Regions from separate parts of the Mus musculus genome. Here all the other regions are linked to region 3. A link is a loop called in an ENCODE intact Hi-C map of the cell type or tissue named here. Cell type or tissue: heart. All regions are shown on one strand.

Region 1 (5,000 bases), 240 kb after region 3:
GGAGGCAGAGGCAGGCGGATTTCTGAGTTCGAGGCCAGCCTGATCTACAAAGTGAGTTCCAGGACAGCCAGGGCTATACAGAGAAACCTTGTCTCGAAAAAAAAAAAAAAATACTACCTCAAAATTCAAGGTGTCCACAGTGAGGGAGCCAGGATGTTGTGACATACAGCAGTCACTCAGTAAGTTCAGCCATCCTTGCCACTGGCAGCCTACACAGCCTAGCATGTGTCAGTGACTACATGTGGACTTTGAAACACTGAAATCCAGTACACAAATCCTGCCTCTGGGTTGACCCGTGAGGATGTTTGAAAGGATCTACACAGAGCCAGAACTCTGGAGGCAGAGTTAGGAGGATCAGGAAGGAGTTCAAGATCAGCCTCGGTTAAAAGTCTAGTTGGAGGCCAACCTGGTCTATGTGAGACCCTTTGACCAACAGCAAAGCCCATAACAGCAAAAAGTGCAGAGAACGGAAATGATCTCTCCAGTCTTCAAAAGGGAATCGTTCAGATTACCATTGATGACATCACCAGTCACACAACAGCAAAGACAGCTCATGCCTTTGAACCACGGGGACAGGATCTTCCAGTTTGAGCAAAGAGTCAGCATTACAATTGCTTCCGGAGGTTTGTCCACACTGGAGTCTGTGGTATGGCTCTAGCCTGCATTTCCATGTGTACAAAGTTTTGTTTGGGTTCCTCTTCTTCCTCTGCCTCCTCCTCCTCTTCCTCTTCCTCCTTTTCTCCTTCTATCTTCCTCCTCCTTCCTTTTAGCCATGAACAACCTGTAGTCAACTAAGCACCCAGAAAGAAAGAAAAGGTGACCATAGCTTTCTGGAAGAAGGAAAAATTTAACATCAACAATAAGTTCTTCCCTGAGAAAGATGGGGGAGTGGCTGAGCAGGCTGGGGACCCCTCAGAGGTTGATAAGAGCTAACTCAGTGATGGGAAATCAACCAAGCTGAGTAGAAAGGGAATCCCAGCCTGACTATCATCTGTAAGGGATTCCCCAGTGCTGCCAGGGGAAGTAGCCATTAGACAGCCACAATTAGACAGAAACACAAAGACACCCACAGCCAGGACATAGAACAGACACAGCAACCACAAATACACCATAGCCCCCTGGGCAGGGGGAGAGAGAGAGAGAGAGAGAGAGAGAGAGAGAGAGAGAGAGAGAGAGAGAGAGAGAGAGAGAGAGATCATTGTCAAACACACTGAACAGCCAAGGTGTGGTGGTTCATATCTGTCACCTGAGCATTTGGGATGCTAAGGTAGGACATTACACAAGTCTGAGGCCAGCCTATGTATAGTTTCAGGCTAGCCTTGGCTACAGAGATAGACCCTGTCTCGTGAGGACAGAAAGAGAGGAGAAAGGGAAATAAAAGAGGTATGGAAAGGGTTGAGGTAAGAGTACTCCTACTCTGCTCTTTCAGATAACCAGAGTTAAGTCCCCAACCCTCACATGGTGGCTCACAACCTCCTGTAATTCCAGATCCAAGGGGATGTGACACCTCTTCTGGCAGCAATAGGCACTACACTCACCTGCACTTACCCTGAGACACACATATACACATAAATACAAGTAAAACTTTAAAACTTTTTTTTAATATGCCAGGCATACATAGCTCAGCCAGTGACACTTGTTTCATAAGCATGGGGACCTGATTTGATTTCCCAGCACCCCTGGCTTGTTGTTTTGTTTAATAATAATAATAAGAGCCGGGCGTGGTGGCGCCACACGCCTTTAATCCCAGCACTTGGGAGGCAGAGGCAGGCCGATTTCTGAGTTCGAGGCCAGTCTGGTCTACAAAGTGAGCTCCAGGACAGCCAGGGCTATACAGAGAAACCCTGTCTGGAAAAAAAAAAAAAAAAAAAAAAAGACAAGCTGTCAAGTGCTTATAATCTTAGTCTGGGAAGGTAGACAAAGGAGGATTCCTGGAACTCATTGGCAAACTATTCTAGACAAATAGCTGGACTCCTCAGACCAGTGAGAGATTCTATCTTAAAAAAAAAAAAAATAAATAACAGTGAGGATTAGGTGGCTCCATGGTTAAGAACACTGGCTGCTCTTGCAGAGGACTCAAGTTCAATTCCCAGCAGCTATATGGCAGCTCAGACCTGTCTGTAACTCCAGTTCCAAGGCTTATGACACTTTCACACAGACATACAGGCAGGCGAAACACCTATAAAGACAAAATAAAATAAATTAAAAAAAAAAGCAAACAAACAACAAGAACAAAACCAATACTCCAATAAAACATCCAGGTACCAGATCTGTGAACAGAACTCCCTCCTACTCAGCCTTGGATCCCAGCGCGGGACACACGCGCCCCCTTGTGGACGGCATCCTCGCCCTAGGCTGTATGAGATGCAGGTGGAAGGGTCTGCCCCCCAAACTTGCCGAGCCTTGGAAGAACTTGACATCAGAACCTGGAAGCCGGGAGGACCACCAGCCCGAGGACCGGAACCCAGAGAAGCCTGTATGACCGCGAGATACGATCAGTGAGGATGTTGTAGGAGGAGGCAGGTCACTATGGTTCCTACAGGGCCAGCATCAGCAACACGAAAGTGGCCAGAGCCCATGGTGCCACTTGAGAGTAGACTCTGGTTTCCAAGCCCATACACTTCTCCTTAGGCTCCGTCCACTTCCCAGTTGTTACTCTCTAAACCTTCATTTGCAGTCCCTCCCAATGGCTCCTTCACTTTCTCTAGCCCCACATCCTTACTTTTCAGCTGTGTACTTCCCAGGTCCCTCTCACTTCTCAATCTCTATAGGTTCCTCCCACTTTCTTAGCCCCTCCCAGCTGCTCTGTCATTCTCTCTACGCCCTGCCCACTTTCCCCAGTCAACAGCTTCCTCGAGGTTGTGGATTCCCACTTTTGACGTCATTCTTCCAGCCTACTTCCCGCTCCCTTAGCTTCCCAGGCGGTTCAGTTCTCTTGCCTCGCCTGCTTCCCTGCCAATCTCCAAAGACCCCCCTCCGCCCCCCCCCCCCCCCCTGCTCAGGCCCTACCGGGTAGGCTTAACAGACTTCTCTATCAGCCTCCCAGAGCCCGCCCTGGTCCTTCCCACATCCCCCGCTGTTCTCCCTATTCCACCGGACTCTAACAGCCTAGGAAAGAAAGCTTGTTTCCCATCGGACCTTCCTCAGAGACTACTTTACTCCTTCGTCCACCTGGGACCTGGTTAACGGCAAGGCAGTCTAAAATGCCTCCACCTCCTTCTGTGCCTTACAAATTCTCATTCCAGCTGCTGGACACGCCCACCCTTATTCTCTTTAAAATTTAGTTTGCTTTTATTAATGTGTAATGCGTTGTCTATGAGCGGATGCTACAAGTGTTCAGAGAGGCCAGAGGAGGGGGTCAGATTCCCTGGAACTAGAGTAATTATGAGCAGGGATTGAGTGCTGGGGACTGAACTCTAAGCCGCTACAAGAGCAGCAAGTGCTCTTAGCCACTGAGCCATTTCCTTAGCCCCCGCCCCCAATTCAGAAGACCACCATACCTGCATATGGCCCAGCCTTGAGTCCCACTCTCTGTGGGATGATGGGGACGGGGAGGCTGCCTGCCCCAGGGTGTGCACTTGGACTGTGTGCCTACCCATTCATGTGGAATGCAACCAACGTGTGTTTGTGTCATCGAAGGTCAGCTGGAGAAAGGGACTCTGCATAGCTTCCAGCCCATCACACTTAGCATACACAGGTGTGTATCTTTTGGTGTGAGAGTGTGTACCGCATATCTGATCTACCCTGTTGGACCAAAAATCAACTTGAGGAGAAAAGCGCATGGCCCACTATCCAGGGGTGAACTGGAAATAACCTAGAAGCAGAACTAAGGCAAAGACCATGGAGGACATGAAACACACCCACTCCCTCCTGTCTGCCCAGCCTGCCTTCTTTTCTTTTTTTTTTTTTAAGATTTATTTACTTATTTATTGTATGTGAGTACACTGTTGCTCTCCTCAGACACACCAGAAGGGGACAAAGATCCCATTACAGATGGTAGTGAGAGCCACCATGTGGTTGCTGGGGTTTGAACTCAGGTCCTCTGGAAGAGCAGTCAGTGTTCTTAACCGCTGAGCCATTTCTCCAGCCCTCAGCCTGCCTTCTTATGCAACCCAGGACCTCCTGCCTAGGAGATATCACTGTTCATATGGGCTGGACCCTCCCACATAGATCAGAAATCAAGAAAATGCCTCACAGGCCTGCCCACAGGCCAATCTGATGGACTTAATGCTGTCTGAGTCACCCATACTGCCTTAAGCAACCCCTTACCCAAGTGTGTCAACTTGACACAAGGTAGAGTCATCAGAGAGGAGGGAGTCTCACTTGAGAAAATGCCTCCATAAGATACAACTGCAGGCAAGCCTGAAGGGTATTTTCTTTTCTTTTTCTTTTTTTTCTTTTTTTTGGGGGGGTGGGGGGTGGGGGATAAGACAGAGTTTCTCTGTGTAGCCCTGGATGTCCTGGACTCTCTCTGTAGACCAGGCTGGCCTCGAACTCAGAGATCTGCCTGCCTCTGCCTCCCAAGTGCTGGGACTAAAAGCATGCGCCACCACCGCCTGGCCCATTTTTAATTTCTTATCTGACTGTTTCACCTGCCTATATGCCTGTGCCTCAATGTGTGCAGAACCCATGGAGGCCAGAACTGGGCAACAAATCCCTTGGAACTGGAGTTACAAACATCTGTGAGTCACCATATGGGTGTGGCAAACTGAACTCTGGTCATGTGCTAGAACAAGTGCTTTTAACCTCTGAGCCATTTCTCTACCCTCCTTGGTTGTTCTGAGACAAGGGCTCACTATGTAGCCCTAACTACTCTGGAACTGACTCTGTAGACTAGGCAACCCTCAAACTCCCAAATGCTGGGATCAAAGGTATATACCACCACACCTGGCTGGGATTGCCTCTTTGTTTTGTTTTTGGTTTTTTTTGGCTTTTTGATGCCCTCTCTATCTGGCTAAAAAGCCCAACCAGGCATATGTGGTCCAGGACTGAATAAGAAG
Region 2 (5,000 bases), 87 kb after region 3:
CAAAGTCACTGATACATTAAAGCTCTTGGGTTAAGAGACCAGTCCTGGCTAAAGGGAGTAACAGGACAACCAAAACCTTATCTCAAAGATAAAAACTCGGGTTGGTGACGTGGTATAAGGGGTAAAGGTGCCTGTGGCTAAACACCAGAGTCTGATCCCTGGGATCCACATGGTGAGAGGCAAGAACTGACTCCTTCAAACTGTCCTCTGACTTCCAGAGGACTTGCGTTCTGTGGATAAGTGGGTGCATCTCGCTCTCCAAAATATATAAAGAATAAGAAGCCCCCAAATAACTCAGCTACAGCACAGTGAGGGGAAAATAGAAGCTGAGAATTTACAAACCAAAAAGGGCTCCCTGCTGGAAGCGAGTAAATTCCACCTTAGGACATCCAGACTAACAGGAGGTGGGACTGGAAGTGTGAGGTAGAGTGGCCTCTAAGAAGGTGAGAGACCTGCGCCTCCAGCCCCTCCCTCGCCCCTCCCCCTCCCATTCTTACTTGACTTCAGGGTCATCTTTGGTAGGTCTCTTGGGAAGATACTTTTTCACCAGGCTCCTAAAGGTTGGGACAGAGGCAGGGAGGCTAAGAACGCGGACCTCCTGCGGTCTCCCCTTGGAGTCCCAGAGCAGCGAGCACCCACCCTCATGCTCACCGGAGTTGCTTAGCATAAGCCTGCTCCACCTCCGCGCGTTCTTTCACGAACTTCACGTATTTGTCCAACAAATCCAGCCCCCACTGCGTGTGGCGTTCCAGCACCTCAAACTGATCCTGATTGCAGGAGCGCGATTGGGGAACGTTAGGGTCACCTGGGTAGGAGGCACCGAAATCCCAGCGACCCGGAACAGCGGAGGTGGGGTGGGGTGGACAATCTCTCGGGGCTTAGCGGTTCCAGCAAGGGCTGGCTGGCTTCCCCAGGCGCCGCCCCGGCGTGGCGCAGGGGAGGCAGGAAGCTGGCGGGAACCCCCATGTCCTCCTCCAGGGAAGGGCCTGGACAACACGGCCAGGGCCCCAAACCAGACAGCAGGGTCTCTCGGAATCGGGGTGGCCAGCAAGGGTGTGGAAGGAGGCTAAACCACGCCAGTTCCCTCACCCCTCCTCTAATCCCCTCCAAATTCCAAAAAATCAAGAGGGCTTGGCACAAAAATCAGGCACAGAAGGGATGAGTTCGTGCAGCTCAAAGTGCGTGGAAGCAGGGTCGGGGGGCCTCTATGGCCAAATTTCCCCACTCGCCAAGATCCCCCGGGATCCTCAGTTGAGTGACTCAGTTTCCCCTGCTTCTGTGATGCCTCCACTATAGTGGCTCACCCCCACTACATCCTAAGATTGCACCGCCTCCAGAAAGAGGAGGGGTCAATAGTCCGACAAGGATTCAGGGAAACTTCTAGGGCTTCCTGGGTGAGGTTAAGAGGCGGGTAAGGGGTGGCTCCGCCCAGCGCCCGGGGCCGAGTCCTATAGCCCCTTCCCCTCCCCCTCAGCGTTCCAATTGTAAGCGGGGAAGGAACCCGGTAAGGCCCCACGTGGGACAGAAGGTGACCAAAGGGTCCCCTCCCCCTCCCAGCCGGACAGGCGGGCGACGGGCAGGGACCCAGGGGCCGTAAGATTAGCCTCCAAGCCAGGCCAGGGCGCTCAAAATAGGTGACCTCACCCAGCTGTCCCCCCTCCCTGGCCTGGTCCAGGGACTTCTTCAGATGGTCTTCCTCTCAACTCTGTGCCTCAGTTTCCCTATGCGGGTCCTGGGCAAAGTATCCCTACGTCCTCGGGGCGTCTTGAAAGTCCCAAAGGAACTTTTGAGTGAGTGCGGAGGGCAGAGGGCGGGGACCCAAGGGATCAGCTGCAAGGGAAAGCGTGGAGTCCGGGCTAAGGTACTTCGGGGACAAAGAGCGGAGAAGCCAGGACCCCAGCAAGGGAGAACCGTGGGAACTGGGGAAAAAGACTCACCCACAACTCGGTACCCCAATCCATGCTGCTCTTGCCGCCCAGGACGCCACCGCCTCCTGCCCGGGTCTCCGCCGCCCTCCACCGGAGACTCAGCCCCAGGGCAGTGTGCCCAACCTCGCCCCGCCCCGCCGCCAGGCCACGCCCACCAGCCTAGATTACAACGCCCCTTCGTGCCTTTCCACGCCTCTACTCTGCCGAGCCCCCAGCGGGGGGCTCTGAGGGCGGAGTCCAGATGATGCCCCGCCCCCCATTAAAGGGCCATGCGCCACCTCAAAGTACGCCTCGATTAATTTTCAAAATTTGTACCCCATATTTCTCTCCTCTGCCATCCCAAACTATTCATCCTTTCCTTTCAACTTCGCATTTTTTTTATAAAGGGTCAAGAGATCAAAACCCCAAATCCAAGCAGTCTTTCCCACGTGTCCCCACTCCATGGCAGGGAAAATCTGTGGTTGGTCATTAGGCTCTTGCGGGGACCTACTCGGCTCCAGAAATCTCCATTTCGTCTCACTAATAGTCTGTTTCCCTCCGGCCACAGAGATGGGATGACTTCGATCTTGCCCAGGATGCACATCCAGCCAAGGCCAGGTCCATTAGCACCCCCCAACACCACCGCATCCTGACTTCTCTTCCTTCCCGCCAGAGTCTCCTCTGAGAAACAGAGGACAGGTTGTCCTTTGGGCACCGTTCTGGGCTAGGCACACACTCACACACACACACACACACACGCATGCACGCACAGCACCGCGCACTTGCACTTGACTACACATTTTCCAGCCTCATTCAGTATGTAAGGCCCAAATCAGAACTGCCTCTAGATTCTGGGACCCTGGGGCTTAGGATTTCGGGTCCTCCCAATCATAAAAGTCCTTTCACGCCTTGTAAACCCCCTTAAGGCTCCCGGATAAAAGGGAAGAGGCCCTGTTGGCTCCCACCCCACTCTCCCTGGCTGTAGGTGCTTTCTCCGCCGCTACGCAAGTGTCAAAACACCATTGTGTTGCAGCTAGAAGAGCAGTCTAGACTTCTGAGGAAAGACGCCCTGGAGCCAGTGCTGGAACTGAGGCTCCAATAGGCCTTGGCCCCACCTGCTGGTGGCTTGTGGGCTAAGCTCTGAGATGTAAAGTGGGGTAGAGGGATGGTGGAGGAGGGTGGAGAAGGACTCAGAGTCCCAGTGACGAAAAAGGTATCACACTACGGTGGGAAGCTTCGCGCCAGGGTCAGCAATCTAATTAAGAGTTGCAAGCTACAACTAGGATCCAGCAGCTGGGACTCTTCCAGATCTGAGGACTCAGTAGGAATTGAGGAGCCTATGTTTCAGTTTGAAGTAGGGAACTCAGCTGCTGCAAGGTTACGCCTAGGGCGGAGTCTTCAGGTAGGACCTACAGCGGCATTCAGCCGAGGATTAGAGATCAGCATAGTGCGAAGAATTTTAGGCTTTTCGGTGGCCCAGCAAAGTTGAAACAAGGTAAGCTCATAGACGCGTACGTTGACTAAGTCTCCACTTCTGGCCGGGAGCAGGGTATCGGGGAAGTGAGGGGTGGGAGAGGAAGTGCGTCCTTGGGAATACTGGGAAATGTAGTTTATGCATGCTTCGTTGCACGGATCTGCTCCCTCTATATTCTGGGTAATGTAGTCTTGGACCGTTAAGAGTTGCTGAAGGAATTCCGCTTTAAGGGACGGATATGGGTTCCTGGATCATTGGTGAATCGTCCTGTTCCTCAAACTACATCCGGGACAATCTGTTTAGCGATTGGAGAGTATGAAAGCCGGGGCTGAAAAGGATAAGCACGCCCATTTGGGAGGCCTTCTGACAATCAAAAGAATCTCAGTTGCTAATTGGGTGACTAGACCACGTCGTGCGACTATTGGCTGAAAAGTGGGTAGGCCTTATCAGGCGTCAGAGGCTGTGTTCGGGGGGCAGTCGCAGCCCCAGAGATGGCAGTGAGCGAGAGGAGGGGGCTCAGCGGCGAGAGCCCAACGCAGTGCCGATGGGGATACTTGTCGCTGCTGGTGCTGACGCTGAGCGGCTGCTCAGGCCGTATCCACCGGCTGACTCTCACAGTGAGCCCCGCAGGCTTGGCCTCGTTGTCTCCCCCCATAGCTCCGCCGGTGGATGGAGCAGCCGCACCCCCCACTGCAGGCCGCTAGTGGTCTCGTCCCGGGGTCTCCCCGCCCGGTGCTCGTAATGGGTTGGCCTGGCTTAGAGGGCGGGGCTTCATCTCCTGGGACCCCTGACTCCTGGCGCTTAAACTTTCAGGGAACACTTGGTAACAACCATAGGACCTGGGAGGAAGGGGTACCACCTGGTAGGATCTTCCTGGAATTCACTTAGGGGAGTGACAGGAGACTACTTTCAAAATTTAGCCCAGATAGAATCGAAAACTTTTCTGGAAAGTCGAAACTAGTCACACCAGCCTATGTAGCCCGCTCTCGGGGTGGTGCACGTCTATATGGGGACTGTCATGGGGTTGCCAGGGTTTCACCCCATGGACACACAACCCCACCCTCTAGCTGCCTCGGACTGAAGTAGGAAAATGTCACCAGCACCAATACGATGTACCCAGGAAGGCTTTCTCACATGCTCCTGTCCTGAATAAAAATGTATAGAGACGCTCAGGGAAACACGCCGTCGTGCTGGACTTGGTGGGGAGAGTGCCCTTGTGCCACTGTGTCTTTGGTTTCCTGCAGGGGGAGAAGCGAGCTGACATCCAACTGAACAGCTTCGGATTCTACACCAATGGTTCCCTGGAAGTAGAGCTGAGCTTACTGCGACTCAGCCTCCAGGAGACAGAAAAGAAGTTGCCAAAGGTGAGGGGGCTCATGGGAGGACTCAGTGTGCAAGTTCTGGGATTCTGTCTTAGCTCTGTCCCTCACCGGTGTGATCTGTGGCCAGTCTCATAGCCTTCCCCACCTGTCACCTAAGAATGAATACAGTGTCTCATGCAGTCTGGGTTTGAGGGTACAGATTTGTCATCTTAGTGTCCCTGCTGGCTTAGGCAGGAGGATCAGAAATTAGCCAGCCAGTATATATGTAACATATATGCATGTATATAATGCATTTTA
Region 3 (5,000 bases):
GCAGACCAACCTTAATCTTCTCCATCACGCAGCATCCACTGTCTGCTTTAATGTATTTTTCATTAGTTCTTTGAGAACTTCCTACATGTGCTCCCCCTCCCGCTCCCAACTCCTCTCGTCTGCCCACCATTATCAACTTGGTGCCCTCCCTTGTTGGTTGGTCTTCTAACCTCCTAAGTCAAATCTGTGCCACTCACATGTGTTTTCCTAAGACGGGGTCTTCCTCGCTACCCTAGAATCCGCAAGTCGAGACATGGATCCTCACGTTTGTGGAGCGAGCACTGGAGCAGCTGGGCCAGCCAGCACGCTTCAGGAAAAGCACAACCATCCACAGAGACGCTGGTTTCTAATTAGGACTTCAAACGGATCCAGGTTCTGTGTGTGTGCAGCCTATCCCTCAATCCCACCGGCCTCCTCTCCACCTCCCTTGCTGAGGAGACTCCAAAGTACACAGGCTGTGTGGTTTATTCCGTTCCTTTTTTTTTTTTTTTTTTTTTTTTCCTCGTCGGGTGATGCACACCTTAACAATTTGGTACGTAGATTACGAGTGAAATGGTGACCTCTCGAGGCAGTTAGCATCCCCCTCCCCTTCAACCATCGCCTTGTCCTTTCTCATGTGTTTGTTTGTTTGTTTGTTTGTTTGTTTGAATGTGTATCCTGCTGTGTGCATGTGGAGGTCAGACGTCAGCTTTCAAGAAATGGTCCTCACCTTCCACCACAAGAGTTCCAGAGGATGAACTTGGGTCATCAGAAACTGACAAGTGTATTCACTACTGAGCCCTGTCCACACACACCCATTTAGTGGGGGAGGGAGGAGGGGTTGGTTGGTTTTTGGTTTTGGTTTTGGGGTTTTGGGTTTTGGTTTGGATTTTGGTTTGGGGTTTGTTTGGGTTTTTTTGGTTGGTTGGTTGGTTGGTTGGTTGGTTGGTTTGGTTTGGTTTGGTTTTTTGTTTTGTTTTGTTTGTTTGTTTTGTTTTGTTTTGTTTTGTTTTTTGAGACAGTGTTTCTCTGTGTAGCCCTAGCTGTCCTGGAACTCACTCTGTAGACCAGGCTAGTTTCAAGGGCATGTGCCTGCCTCTGCCTCTCTCTCTTTCTCTCTCTCTCTCTCTCTCTCTCTCTCACTCTCTCTCTCTCTCTCTGCCTCTCTGCCTCTCTCTCTCTGTCTCTCTCTGTCTCTCTCTGTCTCTCTCTCTCTCTCTCTCTCTCTCTCTCTCTCTCTCTCTCTCCCTCTCCCTCTCCCTCTGCCTCTGCCTCTGCCTCTGCCTCTGCCTCTGCCTCTGCCTCTGCCTCTGCCTCTGCCTCTGCCTCTGCCTCTGCCTCTGCCTCTGCCTCTGCCTCTGCCTCTGCCTCCCAAGTGCTTGGATAAAAGACCTTTGTCACCACAGCCAGCCTAAGTTTTTATTAAAACAGATACTGCTCACTCTAGCTGAACCTCGTGGTGCAGGTTATGAAATCTCAGATACTGGGGAGGCTGAGGCAGGAGGATTATAAGCACAAATCCAGCCTTGATCTGCTACATAGAGAGACCCAGGCTGTGGGGGGAGGGGAGGCTCAGTCAGTAAGTGTTTGCTAAGCAAGCAAAGCTCCCTGAGTGAGCTCTGCACACCCTCACTTAAAGTCCAGGCATGGAAATGAAGTTCTATAATCTAGCCCTGGAGAGAGGGAGGTGTGGAGATCAATGTATCCCCAAGGTGGCCAGCCTACTTACTGAACTCCAGGGCTATAGAAGAACCTGTCTCAAAAAAATAAGGTGGAACCCTCTCCCCAAGAGGAGACAAGGAAGACTGTAAGAGCCAGAAGTCAGGCACGACTGAAGCAGGATCTCGGTACTAATAAACTACAGCACCTGTGGCTGCTGCTTATAATCAGACCAGTCAACCTTACAGCAGGAGTTGGAAGGGCTCATGAGCCCACCCTAACTGAGGAGCTGGACAGTTGATGGCTGCTGATGGAGGGAGAGGCAGTTTTCTTTAAACTATGCCCCTGACCCCGCAGGCTGACCATGCCCCAGTGGATAGCCACACACCAAGTACTACATGGACACCCCAAATTAAACTGGATGGGCTATTTAAAATTTAAAAAGAAGGCATGGTGTTGTAAGACGATTTGGATGACAGCGGATCTGGGAGGAGTTGGGGAATATACACAGTTGAACCCAGGGGCCATATCACTCGTGGACGCTAGGTGGCAGCACAGGGCTGCAAGTGAGCGCTGTGTGGTTAGACTGCAAAGTGTTCCTTGAAGTGAAAAATGGGGGCCTCGGCGCCACAGACAAGGAAACACAGCCTGCTGGAGTCTATGCCTGACTTCATAGGCTGGAATTCCACCAGTACAAGGGTCATTGTTTCGGATAAATGCATTTCTCTTTTAAAAAATAATAAAATTATCCAGAGTACCAATTCAACAAATGAAGCTCAGATCCACCTAGAAATCACTAGAGATAAAAATAAGTTGTAAACATTTTTTAAGAAAAATATGTAACAATAAATTATTGAAGGGTAGGGGCTGTGAGGTGGCTCAGCAAGTAAAGAAGTTTTGCACCTAATGACCTGAGTTTAATCTCTAGGGCCTACACGATAGAAAAAGGGAACTGACTCCTGCACAATGTCCTCTGGCCTCCTATTGCTCTCGGGATACTCACACACTCGTTCACACAAACACAAATCAAATAAATTTAATAAGAAACTAAGCCGGGCAGCGGTGGCGCACTCCTTTAATCCCAGCACTCGGGAGGCAGAGGCAGGTGGATTTCTGAGTTCGAGTTCGAGGCCAGCCTGATCTACAGAGTGAGTTCCAGGACAGCCAGGGCTACACAGAGAAACCCTGTCTCAAAAAAATAAATAAATAAATAAATAATAAAAATAAAAAACAGAAAAGAAAATAAACTAAAAATAAATTGAAGACACCATATCATCCAGTAGTGCCGCTGGCCATTCCTTCTAGAAGACTGGGTGGAGATGCCAGAAATACCAGGGTCCCTTCCTGGGGGCCTCTCTAGGCTCATATCCACAGACTTGTGAGTAAACACGTGTGCACACCCACAAATAAACTCAATCTCTTCCGTCTTTCCTCCCCTCTGCAAACGACCCGCCCAGCTGCAGACGTTGTGTCATTACCGCACATGTCCGCGAGGGGGCGATCGTGCCTTTAACGTCCAGCTGTCTGCCTCGGACCGGTCCTGCTTGGATGTCTGCCCCTGCGTTTGAAGCTTATGTCCGATTTCCCACATCTTCATCCATGTTTTTAAATCCCTAGAACAGTGTAGGGAGAGTATTTTGAGGACTGGCCTAGTTTCTGTTGCTATAATAAAATATCCTGACCAAAAAAAAAAAAAAAAAGGGAGCTTTGGAAGCTAGGGGTTGAGTTTACAGGTCTAGATTACAGCCCATCTTTGTGGGGCAGTTAGAACACACACCTCAAACAGCTGGCCGCGTGACAACCACAGTCAAGAATGAAGAAGTGAAGGCCAGCATGCTCATTTCTCCACAGTTCTGGATCCCTGCCTAGGGAATGGTGTGGCCCACTACAGGCTGGGTCTTCCCACATCAATCCCCCACAGACCCTACAAGTCAACCCACCGTAGGCAGTCACTACAGCAAAACGTAACTTGAGCTGACTAATACAAACTTCTGCCACCCTGAGCCTTAAAGATGGACTGAACACTCTGGGCATGGCTGGAATGGCTCCAAGAGCAGATTCGTGACCTCTAACTCCTCAGCATCGCATGATTCAGCCTTTCTTTTTCATGGGAGAACCATGGGAGCAGGCAGCATTCTGTTACCATGGTGCTTGTGATGGTTAACCTTGACTGTGGACTTGAACTTGAACTTGAATCAGCTGAGAGACGTGCTTCTGGGGAAATTCACGGGGGGACTTTGCCCCTTCCTGGAGAGCTCCTCCACTCTGTTACTGCCCCTGTGTTGTTCCTACAATCCTTATCTGACATGCATTGAAGACCTGGGACCCTCCAGAAATCCCCCCACCCCAGGCCTTCAGATCTGGACTTTGCAGCACCCACCTCATAGACTGGGCTGCTACCAGGTTCTCGGCCTTGGCAGCATACAGGCAGCCATTATAGACTGCCCAGGCTGTATCAGATAAGCCAGACGAACAAATCTTCCTTTGATACCTATTGATTCTATCAGTCCTGTTCCTCTAGTGAACTCTAATGCAGTTCTTGAAGCCCGCAAATCCAGTGACTCTCCCTACAGTGAAGGCAGACCCTTCAGACGTGATAAGCATTTCAGACCAGACTCCTGTGCCATAGTCTATCGTTGGCCAAGAATGTGTGTGAGACAGCACTCGGGCACTGACTTTCCTGAGAGAGAACCAGGCAGTGCTGTGGCCTCTGTTAGCCACTTGACCAGTAATTCTCAACCTTCTTAAAGCCGTGGCCCTTTAACTCAATTCCTCAACCACAAAATTATTTCCTTGCTACTTTGTTAACTGTAATTTTGCTACTGTTAGGAACTGTAATGTAAATATCTGATGTGCAGGATATTGTGATATGCAACCCCTGTGGAAGGGTCATTCAACTACCAAAGGGGTTGTGACCACTGCACTAGGGTGCTGAGAACACAGCTTAGCCCTGAGACTCAGCTTTTTTTAGTGTGTGTGCTATGTGGGATGTACTCACACCTGTAATTCTACATATGCAGGTGCTTATACCGTCACAGGTGTGGAGGCCACTGGAGGCTAACACTCCCCACTCATTCCCCTGATACCTAGTCTCTTGCCGAATGCAGAGCTTGGCTGACAGCCAGAAGTCCCAGCAATTCTCCTGCCCAGGGTTGGCCAAGCCCAGATCTTTCCTGAATGCTGGGGACTCAAACTCAGGTCCTCATGTTTGTGCAGCAAGAACTCTGAACCTCTGAGCCTTCTCTCCAGACACATCACGATGCTGTGCCTTCAAAAAAATATGTCCCTGACTCTCTGGTAATGTACCGTCAATTTTCCAGGGGGTGAGATGACCTCCAAGTCCATTATGTCTCAACCAACAT
Region 4 (5,000 bases), 530 kb after region 3:
GCAGCCCTGGAGAAGTGGAAGCTGGAGGTTAGGAGTTCAAGGCCAACCTCAGCACTCAGTGAACTCAGGCCTACTGGAGACCCAGTCTCCAAATGGCAAAAACAGGGCTGGCTTCAGGCACTGCAAAAGTTCAGCTGAAGGAAATCTTACAAGGGTGGCCGGCACTTGGCAAGGGCGCCCCCGCCCTTGGACCTCTGAGCCCTCTCTCCACTCAGTGTGTGGGTGTCTGTGTGAGTTCAACCTCAGGCTTCAGAGGGTTGATAGCCAGAAAATGCTGAGTTTCTTGGTATCCCTGGGGACCCTGACCCTTCCTGGGGACATGGGTGACTGTCACACAGTGTGACTGGCATGAACAGTGCTCAGCTCTCTCAACCCTGATGAATACCAAGAGGCAGGCAGTTCAGGGGCATGGAAGAGAAGAACTCAGTTCCACAGTGGGGAGGGAGACAAGATGCAGCCACCATGGCCAGCCGCTACAGTTGCCAGCATCACCTTCAGGTCCATGCTAAGCAGGGCAGCCCCCAGCACAGGTCACCAATGCCCAGTGTCACACACAGGCCACTTACTCCTGAGACCTCAGGTCACAGGGAACCAAGAGAACTTGTCTGTAGGGGAGCTGGAGTGTGGGCCCATCTGGCTGGACCTGTCCCCCTACTCAGAGCAGGGATACAAATTGCATTGGTGGGTAGGACTCAGGTGCCAGTCTTGCCACCAAGACTAACAAAGACCAACTGAGGCTTGATTCCCCCACAGCAGAGCTTAACCAAGTGGCAAGTGACAGAGTCACAGCACCCCTGGATGGGTGGATAGAGGGGTGGGGATAAAAGAGAGAGAAATTGCTTAAGGTCACAGTGAGTCAGGACAGCCAGGAACCCAGCCCAGAAATGGCTCACAGCCTCCCTGCCCTTCCTTGCCTGCCCACTTGTTGCTAGGCAACCCAAGATTTTTTTTTCCCCCTGTAAACAAAGGGCGCTTCCCCAGCAGATCCACCTGGCGCCAGGCCAGACCCCAGCGCACTGCAGCCTGTGCCTGCCTCTTGGAGTCCTTGGAGACAGCAGGAGACTGGCCACTGCAATCTGCCATCCAGCAACTCCACTTGGGCACTCTGTCAAGTTCAAGGTCAAATGCACAGACTGGATTAGAGGCTGGTCTTGGGGAGACTTGAGGCCTTCTTTTGGACCATTGACTGGCAGTATGTGGTAGAGCTGGGTCACCAGGGAACCATGAGCCAGGCTCAGAGAGGCAGGATGACAGAGTGCTCTCAGGTTCCTGAGACCCCCATAGGGGAGGAAATCAGGTGAGGACAGGTAGAGAAAGCCAGGTCCCCCCAGGAGAGAACTCAGGAGAGGCAAAGAACCAAGCAGAGAAGCAGAGGGCCAGTGAGCAAGACTCCCGTGCCCAGCAAGCTCAGCCACACCATTGCTATTGCAGTCCTTCCAGCCAGTACACACCAGAATGCACAAGCACACACACACACATTCACCCATGCAGCAAATGCATGCACATATACGTACACACACATTCGACACACCTAACTGTAGCTTATCAACCTCAGTTTGACATCTGTGGCCTTCCCTTATTGAATGACAACCTTTAACTTTTTCACTTGACTCAGATACATCCCAGCTTCTCTCTGGCTTGCCAGCCACTAGTGTCATCCCGAGGTTCAGGTGGAATGAGGAGAGGAGGGCACACTTGAACTTCAGCTCTGGGCTCCTTGACAGTTGATCCCACAACCTGGGCAGCTCCTGAGTGAGGAGGGTGGTGCATACTGTGAGGACTCAGTAGCCACAGAGGACTCCCATGCTGAGTACAGGGACAGAGAGACCCAGCCTGGGCAGGGGACATGTTCCACGTGTCCCTCAGGGCTAGTACCTGTGGGCCCACTGAACTTCCCTCATGGAAACCTCATGCACCATGCAGCAGTACCAACAACAAACCCACCAGCCATCACTGGCTGTTATCATCTCTCCCACCTGAGACCTGGGCCACCCCAGCCCATCTTAGTACTGGGACCAAAGACATGATCAACCACACCTAGTGTGTGTGTGTGTGTGTGTATGTGTGTATGTGTGTGTTTCTGTCTGTCTGTCTGTCTGTCTGTCTGTCTGTCTGTCTCTTTGTATGAATGAGGTGTCCATTGTTCAGACACGGAATGGAATGGAAGCAACTGGGTGTTACTAGATTTGTTCATTTCAGACATTCTTGTGAGTCTTTGGTGACAAGTTTTGTTTCATACAGAGCCTCCCTCACTCAGTAGTCCAGGCTGCCCTGAAACTCACCTTGTGGCCCAGGCTGGCCCATGAACTCCAGGAACACTCCCCCTGCCCCATCTCCACCTCCCATCTCACAGTCACTGAGACTCCAAGATTCTTACTGGGTTCTGGGCTCAGAACTGAGAGGTCCTTGAGCCTTTGAAGGACTCTTTGCTGACTGAGCCGTCCTCCCCTCTGTCGGATTAAAACACTGAATTTGATTTATTCATTCATCAGCTTAGTTACTCATTCCAGTGTGTGTATACACAAAAGATTTTTCTTACAGAATACTTTTTGTTTTATGTTTGTAGCCCAGGCTGGCTTTAGACTCCTCATCTTGAACTCCTTACGCTCCTGCCTCCCTCCGCTTGTGTCCTGAGCCACTCCAAGTGCCTTCCCTCTGGAAACCGCTACACTGACGCGCATCACTGTACTGCGTGGTTCTGGCTCCATCTAGTGATCACCAATGGGGCAGCACAGGCGGGTGCAGAACCCAGTGTCACCAAACAGGGATTCATCCCCTCTTCCTGTGGGCACTCTATGTCATAGGCTGTCTCCAGTGACTGTTGAGACAGGAGCTTATTGACTGAATCTGAGACCGGGGTCCTCCTGCCCCTCTCCGCTTCTGGGGCTATAGGCACAAACACCAAGCCTGCTTTTTACATGGGTTCTGTGGATTTGAACCTGGGTGGTCACTGTTGGTGCAGTGGTCGCTTTCTTCTTGGAGCTGCCCCCTGCCGCCATCAGTGATCATGGCTGCTCAGCTTCAGGGCCATGGGCTGCAGGTGTGTGACCCCCCGACACCTCACCACCACTCTCTCTGCTCTAGATCCCAGCATGCAGAACTCCGAGGGAGGAGCAGATTCGCCAGCGTCAGTGGCTCTGCGTCCTGCAGCCCAGCCCATGCCAGCCTCCCCACAGGTGACTGTGCCCGCCCTGCCATCCCGGCACTCTTTGAAAAGTGCCACCAAAGAACCATGACACAGATGAGGAGAGAACACACCCCACCAGTCAACTGGCTCTCGCTCTGGAGAGCTTCTGTGCCTAAGGAAAAATAACTGAAAAATTCAAAGTAGAGAGAAATCTTAGGATGCTCCCCAAAGCTCCATTCAACCCTCCTCCTCCTCCATCTCCTCCATTTCCTCCTCCCCCATCTCCTCCATTTCCTCCTCCCCCATCTCCTCCATTTCCTCCCCCATCTCCTCCATTTCCTCCTCCTTCTCCATCTCCTCCATCCCCTCTCCATCTTCTCCCCCATCTCCTCCATTTCCTCCTCCTCCTCCATCTCCTCCATCCCCTCTCCATCTTCTCCCCCATCTCCTCCATTTCCTCCTCCATCTCCTCCATCTCCTCCCCATCTTCTCCTCCATCTCCTCCATTTCCTCCTCCTCCATCTCCTCCATCCCCTCCCCATCTTCTCCTCCATCTCCTCCATCCCCTACCCATCTCCTCCTCCATCTCCTCCATCCCCTACCCATCTCCTCCTCCATCTCCTCCATCCCCTCCCCATCTTCTCCTCCATCTCCTCCATCCCCTACCCATCTCCTCCTCCATCTCCTTCTCCCCCTACCTCATATTAGAAATGGAGCCCGGGGTCTTGAATGTGCTTCCCACCCAGCCCAGATTCATTCTTGAGAGACGTCCACCACTGTTTTCTGTAGCCATGAGCACACCAGCCTTCAGAGTAAAGTGTGGGGCAGGACACATGGGCATGCCAGGCAAACTGAAAGGTCAGGGACACAGGCATAGGACACATACTAACTTATTTTTTCAGAGAGCCAAAGGAGGGGAAATTAACAATAGATAGGCAGTTACCTTCAGATGCTGCCCTTTGTTTCTCCTGAAATGCTGGTGATGAACCCAGTGCCTTTACACGTGTCAGAAAAGGGCTCCATCACAAAGCTGCTCACCTCGTCCACACCCCTCCAGCTCCTTACATGCTTTCTGATGTCGTGACCCTCCACTGCCCAGATCGAGCTGCCCCATCACACTCTCAGTGTTAGCAACTCTGTGCCTCTGCTTTTGTTCTGCTGATCTGTTGAAACAAGGTCTCACTATGTAACTCAAGGCTGACCTGGAACTGTCAGCAATCCCCCTGCCTCAGCCTCACCCCTTCTTCCACCCTGAATCCTGGGATTACAGCTATTTATCATCACATCCAACCCAACCCCTAGTGTTTCAGGGGATGTGTGTGTGTGTGTGTGTGTGTGTTTGTTTGTTTTTGTTTTGCTCTTGTTGTTTGAGACCACGGCTGATGGTGCCTGAGGGCAGTTTCTGCAATGCTGAAAATGCCCTGCAAACTACAGCCCTCACTCTGTAATGCACTCTTTCTTCAAGTTCTCAACTACTCTCCTGCCTCGGCTTCCCGAGTGCTGGTATTGGAGGTGTGTGCCACAATAGTGGAGGGGATGTGCTGGGTGTGGACACAGGCTACCAGGTGAAGGTGATGGAGGCCTCTGTCCCTCTCCACCTTATTGTCCTGAAGCGGCGGCTTTGACTATAGCTGGCCTGGTGGCCAGCAAGCCTCAGAGGTCCTGTTGTCCCTGCCTCCTGTACACTGGGATCATAGGAGCTTGTAGCCACACCTGGCTTTCTGTGTGGGTGCTGGGATTCGAGCTCACATCTTCATGCTGTGCAGCAAGGCCTCTTACCTAGAGCCATGTGCGCATAGCCCTTCCTGACTACCCTTTAACTGAGAAGGGATTGGCGCAATATAAAGTGAACCTCGTGAAAGTAGAAGGGTTC
Region 5 (5,000 bases), 59 kb after region 3:
AGCATCTGCAGTTACGCCCTCACAGCTTCCACTCACTGGTGTGACCTCGTCTTTCTCCACCTACACTGAGCAGACCTGGGCACCTGCTGAACTAAGGTGCCACTATCTCATCCAGCCGTAGGCACCTAGGCTGTCACCTCCTGTCTCCTCCTGGTCCCCAGTCTACGGCCCTGATCTCTCACAGCCTTTTGCCCCTGCAGCAGCCAAAAGGGACCACTGAACACTGAGTCAAGTCTCAACCATTCTTCCACCACCCATAACCCTCCTGGTTCAACCTTGCTTTGGGGCCAAAACTCATGTCTTTCCTGCACCCCACAAGGCCCTGTTCACCCTGCCCCAACCCCTGCCAGCCTCTTCTCCTCTCTCTGTTCTTCACTCCCTGACCTCCATCCTGCCCCAGGGCCTTTGCACTTGTGCCCACCACCTGACAGAAGACACTAATTCACTCCATCACTTCTTACATGTTACTTTTTGATTACTGAGTGCTCAGCCATAGATGGGACATCTATACCACCACCAGCCCGAGGCTCAAGGGAGAAGGAACAGAAAGTCGGTAAGAGTCGGGGGCGGGGGATGTGAAATGCTATCTCCAGGGCATACCCATGGCCACTACGCTCATGAACTCCGTGCAGTTATGGTGGCAGCACAAGACAAAGCCAGGAGGGAGCCAACATGCCCACAGGCAGCAGTAATGGATGCAAAGGGTTACAAAAGAGCAAGAAAGTGGGGATAAGGTAAAGAGAGTCCACTCTCATTCGGAGTCAGAGGGGAGTTGAGGGTGGGTAGGACGAAGATAGGTTGTTAACATGTAGGAAACTGCCAACAAATAGAACTATAATAAACATTAGAAAATATATTCTACTTTGAAAGCCATTTCACTTTTATTACATATATATATGTGTGTGTGTGTATATATATACATATGTATGTGTGTATGTGTGAAGGTACATGTGGGGCACAGTACATGTGTGGAGGTCAAAGGTTAACATGGGGGAGTAGGTCCTCTTTTTTTTTTTTTTAAAGATTTATTTATTTATTTATTTATTATATGTAAGTACATTGTAGCTGTCTTCAGACACTTCAGAAGAGGGGGTCAGATCTTGTTACGGATGGTTGTGAGCCACCATGTGGTTGCTGGGATTTGAACTCTGGACCTTCGGAAGAGCAGTCAGGTGCTCTAACCCACTGAGCCATCTCACCAGCCCAAGGGAGTAGGTCCTCTTTCCACCATGCAAGCCCCAACGATTGAGCTCAGATCATTAGGCTTGGTAGCAATCACCTTTGCCCACAGAGCCCTCTCACCCTCACCACCCACTTTTCCTTTTTTCTTTAAAACTTGTATGTGTGTGTGTGAGAAAGAGAGAGAGAGAGAGAGAGAGAGAGAGAGAGAGAGAGAGAGAGAGAGAACACTATGGCGTGTGTGTTGAGGTGGCAGGACAGCCTCAGTGTAGACCCTCTCTTCCACATACTTAACATAGAGTCTCTCTTACTCCTGGGCTAACTGCTCCTGGCTAGCTGAACTTCCAGAATTGTCTCTGCCCCCATCTCGTCTTAGGAGCACTGAGATTAAAGAGCACAGACTACCTCCTCCTGCTTTAATTGTGCCCTAGGGATTTGAACTCTTGTCCTCTCATTTGAGTAGCAAGCATTTGACTGAACCATCTCCCCAGCCCCCAAATGTCATTTTTTTTCCCTTAAGTCTTCCTAAATTTTAAGCCACAGCCCTCCTCCACCCTTAATTATCATACTATAAGCCCACCTTCCCTGCTGTGAGTTCTCGTCCGAGTCAAGGTCACCAGTGCCCTTCCCTGTCATTTATTAGTTGATTTGTCTAACAAATATGTACTGCTTTCCTGACCATAGCTTCTCAGGAACTAAAATTACCTTGGCAAGCAAGCCTCTCCCTGACTAACCCACCAGATTCCAAGCCGCTTCCTTAGCACCCCACCTTTTATCCTTATGGCCTCTAGGCGGCGCTAAACGGCTTCACTGGACCAGCTTGAGTCTCATTTACGCACTGAGGATATGGGTAGGGGTGGGCACAACCTGAAAACCCTCCCGTTTTGCAACCTTACAGGCGAGGACAATTTCTATCCCCTATTTTTGGCGTCTGTGACTTCCTACGCGTCCTCTCCCTCTTCTCTAAACCGGGTAACAATTTGTTTTCTTTGCACGCAGTTAGGGTAGGAAGGCCAGGCAGTGAAAACAAAACAAAAACGAGAGGCAGCTGGAGAGCGCCCACTAGGTTTCTAGATTCGAATTCCATCTCCACCACTTCCAAGCTGAGGTACATTTGCACGAATGGCTTAGTTCCTCTCGTCTCGTGCTTCGATCTCTCCATAGAGAAAATGGGGGTGAATGGTACACGTCTCATTCCTAGGAGGATGTAACTGAAAACTGAGCCGTTGAGACAAGAGAAGGCAAGCCGAATTGTCTTGGTTTACCGTAGGAGTTTAATGAGGGCTGCCTCTATTATATAGAATACTTTACTAAAGTCTCATGTAGAGCTCAGACTGACCTTGAACTTCGTGATGTATCTAAGGCTGACGCTGAAATCCTGATTCCTGCGTGCTGGGCCAGTGTACAAACGTGGCCTTTGAATAAACGTAGTATTGCCTCTCTTGCCGCAAATTCCCAACCCTCGACTTCCTCTAACTCTTCTCCAGCCATCAGGATACAGCCCCACCCCCAACCTGAGAAAAGATTCCCTCTTTCCTCGTCCTGGTCCCAAAATCCAGCCCGATCCCGTCTTTAGCGGGAGGCTGTCGCCTTTCTCACAATTCCAAACCGGGGCGGGGGCGGGCCTGGAGGAAGCTGCAGGTTTGACGCCACAGCCCCAGAGCTGCCCTGAACCGACTTGAATCCCTGGGGATTTGGAGAGACAGCCTCAACTCGTTCAGGGAGACATGGCATGTAGTAAAAGTCATTCCAGAGCTTGAGGCTGGCCCTCAGTGGGCAGGGCGCTCTCTCAGGTCAGTCCCAGCCACCACATAAACCAGATATGGCACACCTGTCATCCCGGCTCTCAAGGATCAGGAGCCTAAGTCATCCTCGGATACATAGCTGAGTGCTATAAAGGAGCTGGGAGATAGGAGAAAAAAACGAAGAGGAAAAAGAAAGAAAGCGTAAAAATCGTTCTAGTTTCCCAAACTTCAGCACTAGTGGGGCGTGGCCGTGAGGAGGTGGGGCGTCTGTTTAAAGAACTGGACAGTAAGTAAGGGCCACTTGGAGATGCCAAGGAAAAGAAATAAAGAGAACAAGACAAACACGCGCGCGCGCACATGCACAGGCGCGCGCGCACGCACACACACACACACACACACACACACACACACACACACACACAGAGGTTCAAAGGGAGCGCGGCTTCCGACGGGGACTTGTTCCAAAGGGGCTGGTTGAGCGCCTGGGAGGTTCCTATGGAGGCGGGGCCTGACGGAGAGGGCCTCGATGGGGCGGGGCTTATAGGGGCGGAGCCAGGGGCCGGGGCTGGGCACCAGCCAGGTGAGGGCAGCGGAGGCTGGGCCTAGCTGGGGTGTGGGCATTTCGCTGCTCAGCGGCTGAGCCTTCAGGTTGAGTCCCGTCGGATTCCCCGAGTCCCCTCCAGGTAAGTGAGGAGGTGGTCGTTGTAAGATCCCGGGCTCCCTACTGGTCAGGGTGGAGCCATCAGCCCTTAGGGAGAACCGGAGGATCTATCCAAGACAGTCTGCGGGCGCCGGAATAGCTCTCCAAGTGAATAGCCACGCGTCATGCGTGTCCGGGAACCCAGGCGTGTCTTAGGTGGCCCTCGCGCAGCTCCCAGCGTGTTTCCTGCTCTCTGCGGAAATACTCTTGGCTTCCACTTTCGTGTACGCCATCGCAAATCCGGATCTGCCCCTCCCTCCCTGGCTGGCTCCAAAACCTTTCCTAAACTCCCCTGTGGTCACTGGCTAAAACGGGGCGCGCCTCTTACTGAGTGGTCTCCCCTCCTGGCCTCTTTTTCTGGTCCACTCCTCACCCACATCAGCATTTTGGTCCTGTGAAAAGATCAAAATTAGCCCGTCTAACCGCCTCACTCTTCATTCTCCATACCCCACCACCACGGACCTCTCAGGCATCCCAAAACTTGCCTCAATCTAAACCTAGGTCTCAGCTCCCAAGTTACCGCCTCCTTTCATACTTAAAGAACGCCAGTCCGCGTGGGGCTGGCAATATAACTCAGCTGATGAGGGCGCTTGTCCCTAAAGCCTGCTAGCCTGAGTTCCGTCCCTGGAACGCACGTGAAGATGGAAGGAGAGAGCCTTTTCTACAGATTTGTCCTCTGACCACCATCCTCGAACCTGGGCACCCGGTCTGTCATTTAAATTAATTTTTATATAATGTAAATGAATTTGAATGTTGTTTATTTAAATAAAATTTAAATTAAAAAAAAAAAAGCCTGCTCCCCCTAGCCTTCCTTCTCGAATCTTCCTGTCTCATGGCTTAAACCAGGAGGGACCATTAGAAATTATCTTCGTTCATCTCTCTGTTGGTTGTTGGTTGTAGCTGGAATTGGGGTAACTGAGCTTCCAGGGACAGGCTGATACACAGTAGGTCTTAAATCATCCATATCAGCTTAGTGTGAAAAGTGAGACCCCCCAGATCCCAACTCCACCTGAATCTGTGGAGTGTCTGCTGGAGACTACACCCCTGAATCTTTGTGCAGCTGTGCACAGACACAGTAGACCCACAGATCTCCCTCAAGTCTGCCTATTCCCTTCCCTGTTTCCCCACCCCTACGCTCCCCCGCCCAAGTAAATTATCCCCCAAAAGACCCAGACAATGACGACTCCATCGATTGAGATTTCCAAACTTGAACTAGAGTTTGCGCCTGCCCCCATTCCTCCATTGGCTACTGGAGAAACAGAAAATTCTATATGAGGTGTGAAGTTCAGGACCATGGGGAGTGGGAGGGGGCGGAGTTACCTAGGTGACAAACAGGAAGTGTGCATATTTTGGAGCACACCTGGCTTTAGGTATGC
Region 6 (5,000 bases), 270 kb after region 3:
CTCTTCCTTCTTACACCTTCCCAACTCACCAGGCCCCCGTTGGACTCATCACCTGGGGGTTGAGTTGTGCTATTTGTGAAAGGGTCCGGTGCTGTGGAACAGAAAGAGAAAAAAAAAATCCATGCTGGGGTCTTCTTCACTAGTTATCACTTACACACCACTCAGTCAGACCTTGCAAAACGCCTTCCAAAGTCTCCAGCTGGAATTGAGGCAGCAAGTACAGCCAGGCCACCCACTCCACCCTCGGGTGTGATGCTGGTTTCTCTGGCCACCCTCAGCCCAGCAGGTAATAATCTGACCACCCAGAGTCACCATTGTTAGCCTATTAGAATAGATGGCTTCCAGAACCGTGTCCCCCTCCACCATCACTCCGGCCCAGAACCCTTAAGGACCTGGGCGGGGCTCAACCTTTCCCAGGAGTATGTGACTCACAAGGTCCCCCCACCCCCCAGGCTCCCGAAACTGGAACTAGAGACTGAGGGAAGGTCTGGCTGGGTCCACACCTACGGAGGGCCAGCCCTGTCAGCTGGGCTCCCTCCAGGTCCCCCTGACTGCTTAAGACTCTCAACTATGCAGACTCAGGTGCCCAGGCTCTCCCTCCCCTCCTCCACCTCTGGGCTCTGCCCAACAACCCCCAGCTCCTAAATTCCACAAGACTTAAGGACTCAGGAATTCTAGGCTGCGGGTACGGAGCGTTCAGAAAAACGCTGGTTCGAGCCTCAGCAACGTTAAAAGAAAAAAAAAAAAAAACTGGAGAAAAAAAAACTGGAAAAAAAAAAAGTTCGCAGGTCAGCTAAACTAATTTGAAATTCAGCCCTGAAGCTTTCAAACTTGGTCTCCAAACGCATTCCAAGCTCATTCCTCAGACCTGTCGCCCTCTCTGGGTCGCAAATGCCCGGCACTTCTGAGTTCAACCCGGGAACCCTCCTCCCACCCGAGCGCTGCCCCGGACAGTACCTACCTGTTAGGCTCCAGCCGGAGGGCAGCATCGGCAAACCAAACGCCAAGAGCACCCCCAGGCCTGGGGTCGCCATGAGTTTAGGCGACGAGTTGGTGACGCCAAGGACAGGACTTCCCCAAGGCGCCAATTCCTACCGCATCTTGGGTCGAGGAGGGCACCTGCGACCCAGGACCTGGGGACCAGACCGGGGTGGGGGGGAGAGGGCGCAGCATAGGGTGAGGGGCTGGACTCAGGCTCGGGGCCCAGCGACAGGCAACCCAATCTTGGAGTGCGCTCCCCGCCCTCGGCGCCAAGGGTCAGAGATTAAAGATTAACTCCCCGACCGCATTCTTGGGCCAGGAAAAGGGAAGGAGGAGGTGGGGACAGGACAGGCTGCGCGCCCTGCCTCCCTACCTGACTCCAGCGTCTGAGAGGGACTTCGCTCAGGTTCCCAATCCCGGGTTCCCAGCTGGAACCCCGAGTCTCCGTCCTTCACCCGGTCGCTCCAGATCCCACCCGCCCCGCCCGCTCACGTGACCCGGAAAGTTTAGTCACCCACCTGGGCAAAGAGCGCACTTCCGGCTTGTGCACCTGAGCCTGGCTGAGAGGGGCGGGGCGAAGAGGGCGGGGCCGCGCCGCCAGAGCACCTGTAACGGGAACCCCATTGCGACCCGGAGCACCGCAGAGGGCGGAAATGAGCAGGTGTAAGCACAGGGGTGCATACCCCGGCGGGGGGCGTGGCGACACTCCAGAAAGATACACACTTATAAGAGGCGGGCTCCGATGGGAAACACTGAAGAACTCACACCCTGAAGTCAGACCTGGGAATGCTAACCTGTATTCTAAATGTATTCTGGAGGCTGAGGCAGGAGGACCCCAAGTTCAAAGCCAGCCTGAATAAACCCTATTTCAAAAGTAAAAGGGGCTGGGAGCGTGGCTCGGGGCCAGAACCCCTGCCTTAAATGGCCTAGTGAAGGTCGCCTTCCAAGAATGTCTTAGTGATTGGATCGCCCCTTACTCAGCCATGAATTCCTCCTTAGCATGCCTGAGACCCCTGGGTTCCATTTTCATCCCATAACCAAAAAAATCAACCAACCTGTACAGGACTAGTTTTGTAGAAAGATACATGTAGGCTTGTAGTCAGAGTGTAATCAGAACACCTGCTTAGATTAAACCCGTGCGGTATTAAAAAAAAAAAAAAAAAAAAAAAAAACCGGACAAAGATCTGTGCAGAATCTCGCCCAGCTTAACGGAAGGCCTTATGTCCACACTGAAGAACATCCGTATGAGGTCCACCTGCCAGGGAAGTGTCTGTGAGGAAGCATGGATTTGGGGCGTCTGCGCAGAAGTAGTGATGTCCCACGGCACCCACACAGAAACTCTTATGCATGGAAACATCTGGTAGCTGGTAGAGGGAGTGGGTGGGACTTTCACCTGTTCACCACAGATGTATGGGCACAGCTTGGGTGGGGACCGCATGACCTCTGGATGTATCTTTGGGTAAAAGGTGGTCATGCACCGGATATGATGGCACGTGATTGCCGTCCCAGCAACTGGGATTCCGAAGCAGGCGAACTGCTGCACATTCAAGGCCAGCGAGGCTACAGAGACCTTGGCTCAAAAGGACAATAACAACAATAGCCATAGAGCTGCAGCTGGAGTTCTGTGGCTAGTTTATCTAGCACATACAAGGCTATATACAACACCCATTGTAGTGTAGCATACGCCTTAGATCCCAGGTGGAGCTCTGTGAGGTCCAGATCAGCCCGGTCTACATAGTAAATTCCGTGGCTACATAGAGAGACTGTGTCTTTGAACAAGAAAAATAAATAAATAAATAAATAAATAAATGAGGCGTCGTCCCTTCCTGGGAGTGGTGGTTTAAACTCTGTTTAAATCTCTGCTCTGGCCCTAAATGGGAATCCAGACTAAGATTTGAAGCTTTTGATTTCTCCACTGTAGCGTGGGAAAAGCTAGTGTCACCTACCTACCTCACAGGGTTTGGGGTAGGTTCGTTACTGAGCAGCGAGTGAAGGGCTCTGGCATGCGCAACGCACTCAATGTGAGCTCTTATTTATTATTCGCGGTCAGACGGACGCCCTTCCCCCTGACGGTGAGACGAAAAACTGCACCCGAAACTTGTGGGCGGGACTTCAGCAGGTGCAACCACAGCCGCCGGCTGAGGCCCCGCCTCCAGAGCCCCTCCTCCTGATCGTTATCTTTAGTGGCGCGGGAGATACTGGTCCGCGACTCCCTTTCCAGGCAGGTCTGCAAAGAGCAGCCTTCAGAGAGTCTGAATTGGGGCGCGGCCCCTTTAAGAATGCCTAGCGGGCTGCGAGCTGCGGGACAGGAGGCCGCGGCGGGTCAACCGGGAAGCCCCGCCTAGGTAGAGCGGACCGCCGCAGCTAGGGCGCATTGACCAATAAGGATTTAACTTTGCAGCCGCGCCGCTCGTTGACCTTGCGTTTCTCTCTCCGAGTGTCACCAAGAAAAGGAGGCGCGCGGGCGGAATGAAGTGTTGGGGAGGGAGCCCACACCTCTTTGTTGATCTGCTGTTTCTATCATCGACTGGGGAATCTAACTAGAGCAGGCGGGCGAAAGAAGCTTTTAAACTGGTTCAGAATTCTTTGCGTAGACCTGGGAGAAGCAAAAACTTGAATTTCTGATAAGTGATCCGTTAGAGAGGAAGGTGTAAATGAACAAGATTACGAATCCAATTCCTGACAATTCCCTACCAAAACCATTTAAGGAAAAAAGGGTAAACTGAGGCAAGCAGAGTACTAAGACGGTTGCCTCTCCTACCGTCCCAGGAATGCGCTGTCAGATGTGCAAAACCAGAGCCTCCTAGAATGCTTCCCCACGCCCCCTGCTCCGCCCCCAGCCCCCTCCCCCAAGTAATGCGGGTCGGAGGAGGAGACCAAGTTCTGGCGCGGGCGGGGACGACTAGCATTTATCACTTCCAGCAAGTGCCGGAGCTCGGCCCCGCACTGAAGAGGCTGCGGTGCGGGTGGGCGCGGGAGCTGGCTTTGTGGGGACCCCGGGGGGGAGGGGGAGCCAGAAAGCCCCCGCCGAGGCCGTCGCTGCGGGGCCTCCCCTCCCCCCTGGGCGGGCGCCATGCGGGGGGGCTCAAGCGACGCGGAGCGGCGGCAGCGCTGGGGTCGCCTGTTCGAGGAACTAGACAGCAACAAGGACGGCCGCGTGGACGTGCACGAGTTGCGCCAGGGGCTGGCCAGGCTGGGAAGGGGAGATCCGGACCGTGCACAGCAGGTACTATGGGCAGCGACCACCGCGGCAGGATCCGCCCGCGCCGTAACCGGTGCCCCTTAATGCCGCGGCTACGGCAGCCACAGGCTACCTGTTGGCTGGACCCCACCACCTCTGTCTAGGTTCCCTTCCCTCTGTCCACCCGCGTCTGGCCTGACGTCGCGAAACAGGGCTGCCAAGGCTCCAGGCCTGCAGTGGCTGCGGTTGCCAGGACCCAGCGGCCCCTCCCCCCCCCACCGCCCCCTCCCCCACCCCCTGTGGGATGCCTACTGGGGGGGATGGACTGCAGAGCGGGACGCTTTCCCCTCCACGGCCCAGAGCCAAACCCTCCTCTGCTCTGTGCACAATCCGAGGGGTGACCCGCTCCCACCTGCAGCTAACACAACTTCACATCCTTGCTGGAGCACACACAGAGCCCCTAGCCAGCTCTCCTAGTCTCTTATTTACATTTGCTGCCAGCCGGCTCTTTCCCGGACCTGGCCAGTTGCCCCAGGCTGCTCCAGCTAGGGAGTCAGTCCATCTGAGGTCACTCTGCTTCTACTGGGGTCTGACCTGTCTAGGAAGGAATTTGAGGTAGGGGTGCAGTTTAGCAGTAAAGTGCTTTCCTGGCATGTGCAAAGGTCCTAGGTTCTAGCTCCAGTATGGGAGGTGGCAGTGGGGAGCAGCAAAAACTGGCCCTTTCTCCGTGTGACAGGGGACATGGAGCCCCTAGCCTTCCCTAAAACAGACCTATTGCATTTTTGTTGACCTTGAGTCTAAGGTCCAACTTTTGGATAGGAATATAAAGAGGCCCCAT

What was found. Peaks named below come from ENCODE experiments on the same cell type or tissue, not always from the same donor. Only the 100,000 strongest peaks of a DNase experiment are listed, where the experiment ranks them.
Region 1: it touches region 3 in a loop (10-fold over the local background); 28 of 42 quality-filtered maps call a loop at or near these places.
Region 2: a loop joins it to region 3, with 9 times the contacts of the local background. A loop is called at or near these places in 13 of 42 quality-filtered maps.
Region 4: a loop joins it to region 3, with 3 times the contacts of the local background. A loop is called at or near these places in 11 of 42 quality-filtered maps.
Region 5: it touches region 3 in a loop (7-fold over the local background); 19 of 42 quality-filtered maps call a loop at or near these places.
Region 6: it touches region 3 in a loop (2.7-fold over the local background); 3 of 42 quality-filtered maps call a loop at or near these places.

What each region holds. Positions count from the first base shown.
Region 1 is chr17:57,094,086-57,099,085 of GRCm38, reverse strand. The region is part of intron 3 of Gm11110 (predicted gene 11110); the gene reads left to right. Gm46589 (a long non-coding RNA gene) reads right to left here and starts at 2,966. Exons shown (of 3, transcript XR_001782170.2): 1 at 2,266-2,966; 2 at 2,115-2,179; 3 at 1-791. In heart, a CTCF peak has its summit at 2,332 (motif pointing left); DNase peaks (open chromatin) are centred at 2,355 and 2,805; H3K4me3 peaks cover 933 bases; H3K27me3 peaks cover 1,090 bases.
Region 2 is chr17:57,246,509-57,251,508 of GRCm38, reverse strand. It overlaps Gpr108 (G protein-coupled receptor 108), which reads left to right and starts at 3,820. Exons shown (of 17, transcript NM_030084.4): 1 at 3,820-3,998; 2 at 4,626-4,745. The coding sequence starts at 3,873. It overlaps Trip10 (thyroid hormone receptor interactor 10), which reads right to left and starts at 2,058. Exons shown (of 15, transcript NM_001242389.1): 1 at 1,938-2,058; 2 at 652-767; 3 at 498-554. The coding sequence starts at 1,961. In heart, CTCF peaks have their summits at 2,010 and 3,021 (motif pointing left); DNase peaks (open chromatin) are centred at 1,488, 2,058, 3,028, 3,738 and 2 weaker places; H3K4me3 peaks cover 4,754 bases; H3K27ac peaks cover 4,256 bases.
Region 3 is chr17:57,333,063-57,338,062 of GRCm38, reverse strand. No RefSeq gene overlaps it. Among named protein-coding and RNA genes, the nearest start is that of Adgre1, 23 kb to the left of the region's middle. In heart, CTCF peaks have their summits at 2,181 (motif pointing right) and 3,120 (motif pointing right); DNase peaks (open chromatin) are centred at 2,172 and 3,112; H3K27me3 peaks cover 396 bases.
Region 4 is chr17:56,806,410-56,811,409 of GRCm38, reverse strand. It overlaps Rfx2 (regulatory factor X, 2 (influences HLA class II expression)), which reads left to right. Exons shown (of 17, transcript NM_009056.2): 2 at 3,085-3,176. The coding sequence starts at 3,093. Among named protein-coding and RNA genes, the nearest start is that of Gm41604, 15 kb to the right of the region's middle. In heart, a CTCF peak has its summit at 2,712 (motif pointing left); DNase peaks (open chromatin) are centred at 979 and 2,719; H3K4me3 peaks cover 357 bases; H3K27ac peaks cover 1,981 bases; H3K27me3 peaks cover 1,214 bases.
Region 5 is chr17:57,274,025-57,279,024 of GRCm38, reverse strand. No RefSeq gene overlaps it. Among named protein-coding and RNA genes, the nearest start is that of Vav1, 2.6 kb to the left of the region's middle. In heart, a CTCF peak has its summit at 1,989 (motif pointing right); DNase peaks (open chromatin) are centred at 2,014, 2,754, 3,454, 3,754 and 3 weaker places; H3K4me3 peaks cover 2,602 bases; H3K27ac peaks cover 665 bases; H3K27me3 peaks cover 2,146 bases.
Region 6 is chr17:57,058,728-57,063,727 of GRCm38, reverse strand. It overlaps Slc25a23 (solute carrier family 25 (mitochondrial carrier; phosphate carrier), member 23), which reads left to right and starts at 3,865. Exons shown (of 10, transcript NM_025877.4): 1 at 3,865-4,207. The coding sequence starts at 4,055. It overlaps Crb3 (crumbs family member 3), which reads right to left and starts at 1,497. Exons shown (of 4, transcript NM_177638.5): 1 at 1,355-1,497; 2 at 962-1,133; 3 at 30-91. The coding sequence starts at 1,034. In heart, a CTCF peak has its summit at 3,061; DNase peaks (open chromatin) are centred at 3,117, 3,257, 3,997, 4,567 and 2 weaker places; H3K4me3 peaks cover 4,086 bases; H3K27ac peaks cover 1,714 bases; H3K27me3 peaks cover 2,518 bases.